Regions from separate parts of the Homo sapiens genome. Here region 2 is linked to region 1. A link is an interaction called in ENCODE POLR2A ChIA-PET data of the cell type or tissue named here. Cell type or tissue: A673. All regions are shown on one strand. Links, peaks and the distances in the headings refer to the core of each region. The heading gives the core; the rest is flanking DNA. Region 1 overlaps METAP1D (methionyl aminopeptidase type 1D, mitochondrial). Region 2 overlaps HAT1 (histone acetyltransferase 1).

What was found. Peaks named below come from ENCODE experiments on the same cell type or tissue, not always from the same donor. Only the 100,000 strongest peaks of a DNase experiment are listed, where the experiment ranks them.
Region 2: POLR2A ChIA-PET joins it to region 1 with 8 read pairs; 5 of 35 experiments call an interaction of 5 or more read pairs at or near these places.

Annotation. Positions count from the first base shown.
Region 1 is chr2:172,010,748-172,015,146 of GRCh38, forward strand. All of the region lies in intron 1 of METAP1D (methionyl aminopeptidase type 1D, mitochondrial), which reads left to right. Among named protein-coding and RNA genes, the nearest start is that of METAP1D, 13 kb to the left of the region's middle. RefSeq lists an enhancer at 2,767-2,846. In A673, for the core only: no CTCF peak of the experiment used is centred there; a DNase peak (open chromatin) is centred at 2,084; H3K4me3 peaks cover 722 bases; H3K27ac peaks cover 1,784 bases.
Region 2 is chr2:171,955,621-171,960,019 of GRCh38, forward strand. The region is part of intron 4 of HAT1 (histone acetyltransferase 1); the gene reads left to right. Among named protein-coding and RNA genes, the nearest start is that of HAT1, 35 kb to the left of the region's middle. In A673, for the core only: a CTCF peak has its summit at 1,659 (motif pointing right); a DNase peak (open chromatin) is centred at 1,621; H3K27ac peaks cover 830 bases.

The DNA.
Region 1 (4,399 bases), core at 240-4,239:
GTTTTTTTTTTTTTTTTTGAGATGAAGTCTCTGATCTTTCACCCAGGCTGGAGTGCAGTGGCATGATCTCGATCTCCACTCACTGCAACCTCCGCCTCCCAGGTTCAAGCGATTGTCCTGCCTCAGCCTCACGAGTGGCTGGGATTACAGGTACATGCCACCACACCTGGCTAACTTGTATTTTTAGTAGAGGTGGGGTTTCACCATGTTGGCCAGGCTGGTCTCTTAAACTCCTGACCTCAAGTGATCTGCCTGCCTCAGTCTCCCATAGTGCTGGGATTACAGGCGTGAGCCACCGCGCCCAGCCTGTCTGTTCAATCTTAACAGCTTTTTTGAGATATAATTCACAGTCCATACAGTTCACCTATTTAAGGTGTATAATTCAGTGATTTTTTAGTATATTCAAAGAGTTGTGCAAGCATCACCACAATCAGTTTTACATTTTTATCACCCCAAAGAGAAACCTCTTACCCATTAGCAGTCACTCCCCAATCTGCCCATCCCCTCATCCTTAAGCAACCACTAATCTTTCTGTTTCTTTTTTTTTTTTTTTTGGCGATGGAGTCTCACTCTGTCGCCCAGGCTGGAGTGCAGTGGCGCGATCTCGGCTCACTGCAAGCTCCGCATCCCAGGTTCATGCCATTCTCCTGCCTCAGCCTCCAGAGTAGCTGGGACTACAGGCGCCCGCCACCACGCCCAGCTAATTTTTTGTATTTTTAGTAGAGACAGGGTTTCACTGTGTTAGCCAGGCTGGTCTCGATCTCCTGACCTCGTGATCCTCCTGCCTTGGCCTCCCAAAGTGCTGGGATTACAGGCGTGAGCCACCGCGCCCGGCCTAATCTTTCTGTTTCTATAGATTTGCCTCTCCTGGACATTTCATATAATGGAATCATACAACATGCAGTCTTTTGTGACTGGCTTCTTTCATTTAGCATGATGTTTTCATGGTTCATCCCTATTGTGGCATGTGTCAGTTTATTGCTGTATAATATGCCACTGTATGGATATATCACATTTTGTTTATCCATTCACCAGTTTGTGGACATTTGGGTCATTTCTACTTTTTAGTTCTTATGAATAATGCTACTATGAATATTTGTGTATGTGTTTTTCTGCGGACATATATTTTGTTTTGGTTTTGAAATAGGCTATGTTTAGATGCAGAGGGAAGCAAAGAAACTGGTAAGGATGTGGTAAAATTACCACATCCACAAGACAACGTTTATTAAGTACTGAAATATTCCTTTATGAAAGTTAACTCTTGCCATCCCTTTTATCTTTCACATTTAGAGTCTATATTATCACAACCTTGTTTTTCCTTTGAGTCAGCATTGTGATCATTCTGGACGTGGGGTCCCACACACCCTGTCTCTGTCAGTAAGATTATGATTAAGATCAAATAGAAATAGGTCAGGAGAGAAAAGAGCTCCCTGGCCTTATTCTCCTCAAACTAGCTGATGCTCCTGAATACCAACCTCTTTAAGAATTGATATTTCAAAGGACAACTCCTCTCTGTGGTCTTCTGTCCTCTCTCCCCTACTTTATGCTCTGTGCATAGCAGCTGTTCAGGACATCGCCCGAGCGCAGGGGCACTGCAATCAGAAAAGCGAGTGAGGGACACAGCAGGAGAAGGCTGTTCTGGGGCTAGTGAGTGGGAGACGGGACAAACAGCTAGATAGCAACGTGATGGCTTCACCATGGGGTGAAGCGTGGGGGAGAGTATCAATTACCTAGATTTTAAAAAGAGAGCCCTTGAACACCTCTGTCACTGGTCACTTTTACCAAAGCCTTCTAACTTAACGGAAGGAGATGCTGCACTTTAAAGAAAAATCACAGCTGCGGAAGACAGTCTCGCAAAGCCAGTTTTTGTGGCTTAGTATTTTGGGGTAGCTTGTTTCATGAGGGTCAGATTAATTTTCTAATGTTGTTTTCTACCTTAATGTTACTGCTTTAATCATTAGAATGCCACCAGTTCCTTCAGGCAATAGGAAGCTATTGAAGATTTAATGAGATTCATACTGCTTATGCTTAAATGTTGATGACTTCCTGCATGCATATTAATCATTCCTGACCTTGATCTCAAATTCCTTCCCGGTACAAATTCTCATTAAACATACCTACTAGATCTCCCAGTGTTCACTGAATACCTGGTTTGTTTCCAAAAGTACATAAAAGAACATTAAGTCTCATGTTCGGTATGTGTCAAATGTTCAGTTCCCTTGTCTGATTTGTTTTCCAATTCTTATTGTGACTGTAAATCTGGAGAATTTAGGGGAAGAAAAATCAGTAACTCTTAACAGGGGATTTAGCCTAGTTTACAAGAGTATATGATCTGTGCAGCAGACCTTGAACACAGCTAATTGCTTGTCTAGGTCAGTATGTCCAACTGGCAACTCTCAGAGCCCATCCAGGCCACAGAGCATTTCCGGGTGGCTTGTGTGTGCGCTCCGGCTGTCGAGCAGCAGGACTTGGCTTCTGTCCCCGGCTTCGTTGGCCCCATCTTTTAGTTCAGGTCCACCCCCTCCTGCCTCAGAGGCCTGGGAAACCCAGCCTGGCCACCTGGTGTCCTCATGCCCAGCATCTACGCATCTGCCCCAGTTGTCCCCTCAGCCACCTTGGCAGATTTCTTGACTTAACAGTTCTTCCCTGAACTAGGACCGGGGGCAGGAGTTATTAGAGAAGGGAGAGGAAAGGTGACAGGTCTCAGGAGTCTGAGGGAAGATGAAAGTGAGAGCGAAGTAGTGTGGGAGAGAGGGGGATCACATCCATGGGAGAGAAAATAAATATGTCAATATTAGGGTGGTGAGGCCTGTATACAAAGACAGGATGGCAGGGAGAAGAAGTAGGCAAGGACATAAAGGGGCTTGGGTATGCAGATGCTGGTCACTGAAATGAGGAACAAAGGAGGGAAATTTGCGTGTGAAAGAGGCCACATGTGAGAGAATAGAGAGAGCAAAATGACAGCTTTGCTTGGCAGAACGTGACCATGCACAGCATTGGGAGACACAGTCTGATGAAGCATTTTTTCCAATTTGTAAATATATTTATAACAAAGAAACATTATACTTTTTTTTTCTTTTTTTTTTTTTTTGAGACAGAGTCTTGCTCTGTCACCCAGGCTGGAGTGCAGTGGCGTGATCTTGGCTCAGGGCAACCTCCGCCTCCTGGGTTCAAGCGATTCTCCTGGCTCAGCTTCCCGAGTAGCTGGGACTGCAGGTGCGCACCACCATGCCCAGCTAATTTTTTGTATTTTTTAGTAGAGACGGGGTTTCACCATATTGGCCAGGCTGATCTCGAACTCCTGACCTCAAGTGATCTGCCTGCCTCGGCCTCTGAAAGTGCTGGGATTACAGGCGTGAGCCACTGCATCTGGACTACTTTTTTTTTTGAGAGGGAATCTCACTCTGTCACCCAGGCTGGAGTGCAGTAGCAGGATCACTGCAACCTCCACCTCCTGGGTGCAAGCGATTCTCCTGCCTCAGCCTTCCCAAGTAGCTGGGATTACAGGCACCTGCCACCATGCCTGGCTAATTTTTGTATTTTTAATAGAGACAGGGTTTCACTATGTTGGCCAGGCTGGTCTTGCACTCTTGACCTCAGGTGATTTGCCTGCTTCAGCCTCCCAAAGTGCTGGGATTACAGGCATGAGCCACCGTGCCTGGTCAGAAATTTATTATTATAAAAACACAAAGAGATATATACTTAGCATATTACATTACATTGGGATTATTTTAGGTTGTCCCAAAGGTGTAGTCATTTGATTCAGAGGCATAGCCTGCTTCTGACATGTTGGTTGTTTAAAATGTGGCCTGTTCTGACCAAGAAGTTGGACAGTATTGGTTTTGATGACTATCTTGCCACTTATTTTTTACAATGTGGTAATTTTTACATCCAGATAGTTTTTCATCTTTTTTTCTTTTTTTGAATCAGAGTCTGGCCCTGTTGCCCAGGCTGGAGTGCAGTGGTGCAATCTCGGCTCACTGCAACCTCCATCTCCCGGGTTCAAGAAATTCTCCTGCCTCAGCCTCCCGAGTAGCTGGGACTACAGGCGCCCGCCAGCACACCCGGCTATTTTTTTTTAGTTTTAGTAGAGATGGGGTTTCACCATGTTAGCCAGGATGGTCTCGAACTCCTGACCTTGTAATCCGCCCACCTCAGCCTCCCTAAGTGCTGGGATTACAGGCGTCAGCCACTGCGCTGGCCTAGTTTTTCATCTTTTTAAAGCACATTTCCGCTGATATAATTTGACTGGATAGGTGAAAAGATATCCATTTTGCAAAGTAGATTTTTTATATTTAATGATCAAAATCTTTATCTTTTAAAAACAATTTTTATAAAATAGCCACAAAATTTCATACCCTTTAACTTATTTACTTAATTCCACTTCTAGAAATCTATA
Region 2 (4,399 bases), core at 72-4,071, 55 kb before region 1:
TAAATAAATAAATAAATAAAGGAAATAATGGACTGTTGGTTAGGGCTCAGAATGAAGCTAGGAGTGTAGGAGAGAACACCTGTATCATCTTAGAGAATATATATATAGTCATAAACTTAGTTTTGGTAGAAACACGAACATGAGCTGGATGCGTTGGCTCATGCCTATAATCCCACAGCACTTTGGGAGGCCAGGGCAGGTGGATCACGAGGTCAGGAGTTTGAGTCCAGCCTGGCCAACATAGTGAAACCCCGTCTCTACTAAAAATACAAAAATTAGCCCGGCATGGTGGCGCATGCCTGTAATCCCAGCTACTCGGGAGGCTGAGGCAGGAGAATCACCGGAACCCGGTAGGCGGAGGTTGCGGTGAGCCGATATCGCGCCACTGCACTCCAGCCTGGGCAACAGAGCGAGACTCTGTCTCAAAAAAAAAGTGCCTCTGCTACTGAGGAGAATGAGGCAGGAGGATCATTTGAGGCCAGCAGGTTGAGGCTACAGTAAGGTAAGTATGATCATGCCACTGCACTCCAGCCTGGGTGACAGTGAGACCCTGTCTTTAAAAAAAAAAAAAAAAAAAAAAAGGCCAGGCTTAGTGGCTCACATTTGTAATCCTAGCACTTTGGGAGGCCAAGGTAGGTAGATCACTTGGGCTCAGGAGTTCAAGCCAGCCTGGGCAGTATGGCGAAAACCCATCTCTACACGCACACACGCACGCATGCACACACACACACGCTGACACACACACGCTGGGTGTGGTGGTGTGTGCCTGTAGTTCCAGCTACTCTGGAGCCTGAGGTGGGAGACTGGCTTAAGCACGGGAGGTGAAGGTTGCAGTGAGCCAAGATGGTGCCACTGCACTCCAGCCTGAGTGACAGAGCCAGACCTTGTCTCCAAAAAACAAACAAACAAACAAAAGAACTGCCTCTGGTTGGTGAGGGCTTAGAATAAAATGAGGAACATGTATTTGGCAACTGGAGAAAAGGATATCCTTGTTCTATAGTGGCAGAAAGCCTAGCTGAGTTATGTCCTGCAGTTCTGTGGAAAGGAGAACTTACTGTAAGCAATGAACTTGGATGTTTAGCTGAGGAGGTTTTCATGGAAAGTATTGGAGGTGTGGCCTGATTTCTGGCTGCTTATAGTAAAGTGATGAAAGAGATAAATTGAGGGAAGAACTGTTAAACAAAAAGGATACAGGACTTGATGATTTGGGAAATTCTTAACCTATCCAGATTGTAGAAGACACTAGTTAGGATATTCATTGTCAGGAAGGTGGAAAGTGTGTTCTGGAGAGAAAGCCGTGAGTGTGACAGGATAACCTTTTGCTAGTGCTGAAGGGATTAGGCACGTGACTCATGGATCTCCTCAGTTGTCTCAGCAAAAAGCTAGGAATGTAGATCTGGGGAACATTTGTGGAGGACCCTCTTGTCTAATGGTATGAACCCTCATGACGTACACAGGCGACTCAAGGGTTTTGAGAATTAAAACTTTATAGTGCAGCTTGGATTGACAGGACAAAATGAAGGAAGGCTGTATGAACTCTCCAAATTTCACAGGCAGGAAACAGGCTAATAAAACTGCTCAGCTGCCAACATGTGCTACCTTTAAAGAAAGTGGAAGAATGACTCTGAGGGCAAAGCTTTGGGTCCAGAGGGTGGAGCTGCAGGCCACAGTTATTCTTAGGCCTTGAAACCTAATGGAGTTTGCCATGCTGAATTTTGAAATTGCTTGGTGGCAGTGGCTCCTTTCTTCCTTCCATTTCCTTTTCTGGAATGAGAGATTCTATAACTGTTGTCCTATGCCTGTCCTACCATTGTCTTTTGGAAGTGATACTGTGTTTTCTAATTTCACAGGTTCATAGATGGAGAGGAATTTTGCCCTAGGATGTATCATACCCACAGTCTTACCTATGATGAGAGGTGTGACTTTTGAACTGACTATATCTAGATGAGATTTTGGGCTTGAGTTGATATGGTAATGGTTGAGACTTTTAGGAATGTTTGGATAGAATGAATGTATTTTGCATGTGGGATGGACATGAATCTTTGAGGGCCTTAAGAAAATTATATTTTAGGCTTGTTCTGTTTCCGAGCATTCCTCATTTAAGGGCATTGAAACTTCACCATTGATTTTTTTAAAGATTAAATCCCATTTTGTCACTAAATCATATTTATAAAATTGAAAGTTAATTCTTATAGCAAAATCTCTTTTCTTTGCACTTATTAATCCAGCAAGTTTTAGTAAATTATATCTGATATACTGTTGGTAATACTGTGCTAGACACAAGTATGGAAAATGAAATATATTACTTCATACTGTATGTCATAACTTTCCTCTGCAGAAGTAGCAGTTCCTAAAGAATTAACAATTAAACCAACTTTTTCAGGGCTTTAAACTGATTTTAACTGTTGACTTTACCTCTTTTGCCACCCCTATGCCCCATCTATATTTTTGGTTAAAACCTCCTCTCATTACTGGAACTGACTTACTTGGCCCTTTTTTATTATTTAAATTTTGAGGGATTTGTTATATTTAAAGGTTTTGCCCAAAGTCATACAACTAGTAAATAATCAGTATTGTACTAGGAGATGATTATTTAGTGTTATTATGCATAATATATAATAATATCCTGATTAAAAGATGTTAGGAATATTTATGACCTGTTCTAAGAGGATCCAGGCTCTTGGGCTTACTGCTTTTTCTCTCTCTCTCCCGTTATTTTTTTTTTTAATTTTAAGTTCTGGGATACATGTGCAGAACTTGCACGTTTGTTACATAGGTATCTTTCCCCTTTTGACCATGTGTTTTTCCCCCTCATTAAAAAAAATATTTTTTTAATTTTTAATTTTTTGTAGAGACGGGGTCTTGCTATAGTGCCCAGACTGGCCTCAAACTCCTGGCCTCAAGCAATCTTCCCACCTTGGCCTTCCAAAATGCTGGGATTACAGGCACAAGCCACCGTACCCAGCCTTCTCCTGTGTTTTATGCCATGTGCTCCCAGTTTACTGCTATCATTGTAAGGAGCTTCACACTAGCAAACCCCTTATGGTTAAAAATACCATATTGGTAAGCTTGATGGAATCTGATTACTTCATACTGTATGTCATAACTTTCTTTTGCAGAAGTAGCAGTTCCTAAAACATTAACAATGCCACCAACTTTTTCAGGACTTTAAACTGACATTAACTTCTGACTTTACCTCTTTTGCCAACCCTATGCCCCATCTATAAAACTAATTGTGCGTAGCATGAAAAAGATCTGAAATAGTTTCATATAATATGAATTGTGCATAGCATGAAAAAGATCTGAAGTAGTTTCATATTCATTATTCAACTTTAGTATTAGAAATATTTTGAGTTCTATTTGGTTTTTTTGTGTGTTTTTCCCCACTTCCCAGCCATGTTTGAGATGACTGAGCTTGCCAGATAAATAATATGTAACTACATTTAATATTTGTTTTATTTTATATAGTTTGTTTCCCAGGATAACTTTTGAAATTGTGCAGATACAAAAGTGATTCTGAGTAATACTGTAGTGGTTTGATGTTTGAAAAGATGTAATCTTAGATAAACTAGCATTTAACACATTTATTAAAATAGAGTTTTTTCATAATCAAATATGTAGATTGCTAAATTCTCCAGACCCAAGCCCAGCTAGATATTCTTATTAAAAATGCAGGTGATGTTTTTCCTTGTGTGTAAACCCACTGTTGGAGGGTTTTTGTTTTTTACAGTTGCAGCTGATAGCACTGAATTGATTTCTTCCAAAGGAACTATTGATTTAGTTATAGATAAATCTTTTAAATATTTCATGCAGTGAAAATAGCTGTGTATTTGCATTGACATCTAATTGTTCCATTCTTGAAAATTAGGTTTTTCCATTTAGAAATACTGTGTTAGGAATAAGGAATCAATCTTTTATAATGTCTCTTTGTAGAGTTACTTATTTGCTTTGTGGTCAAAGATCATTTATATTGCGTATTCAAACAAAGACTTTTTTCCCCTTATTAAAAACGATTGGGTAGGGGATATGTGGGTCATGGGCTTGCTTCTTCTATCTCAGTTTGCAGTGAGTGTTCATTCCATAGTGCCTTCTGTGTTGTTGATGCCAGCGATACAGTGGCAGACAAAGTCATGGAGCTTACATTCTAGCCAAGAGGAACAGTCAGTAAACAAAATAGTAAATACACAAATTAAATTCAGGCAGTATTATGAAGATACATTTTGCTCATTTCTGAATGATAAAGGAGGAACCAGCCATGTTATAATCTGAGGGTAAAGCTTACTAAGATACAAAGGCTCTAAAAATACAGCATTTTTGGCATTTTTGTAGTCCAGAAAGATTACCAGGGTTAAATCATTGTGGTGATGGAGAGAGGGGTAGGAGATGGTTGAAGGGGATG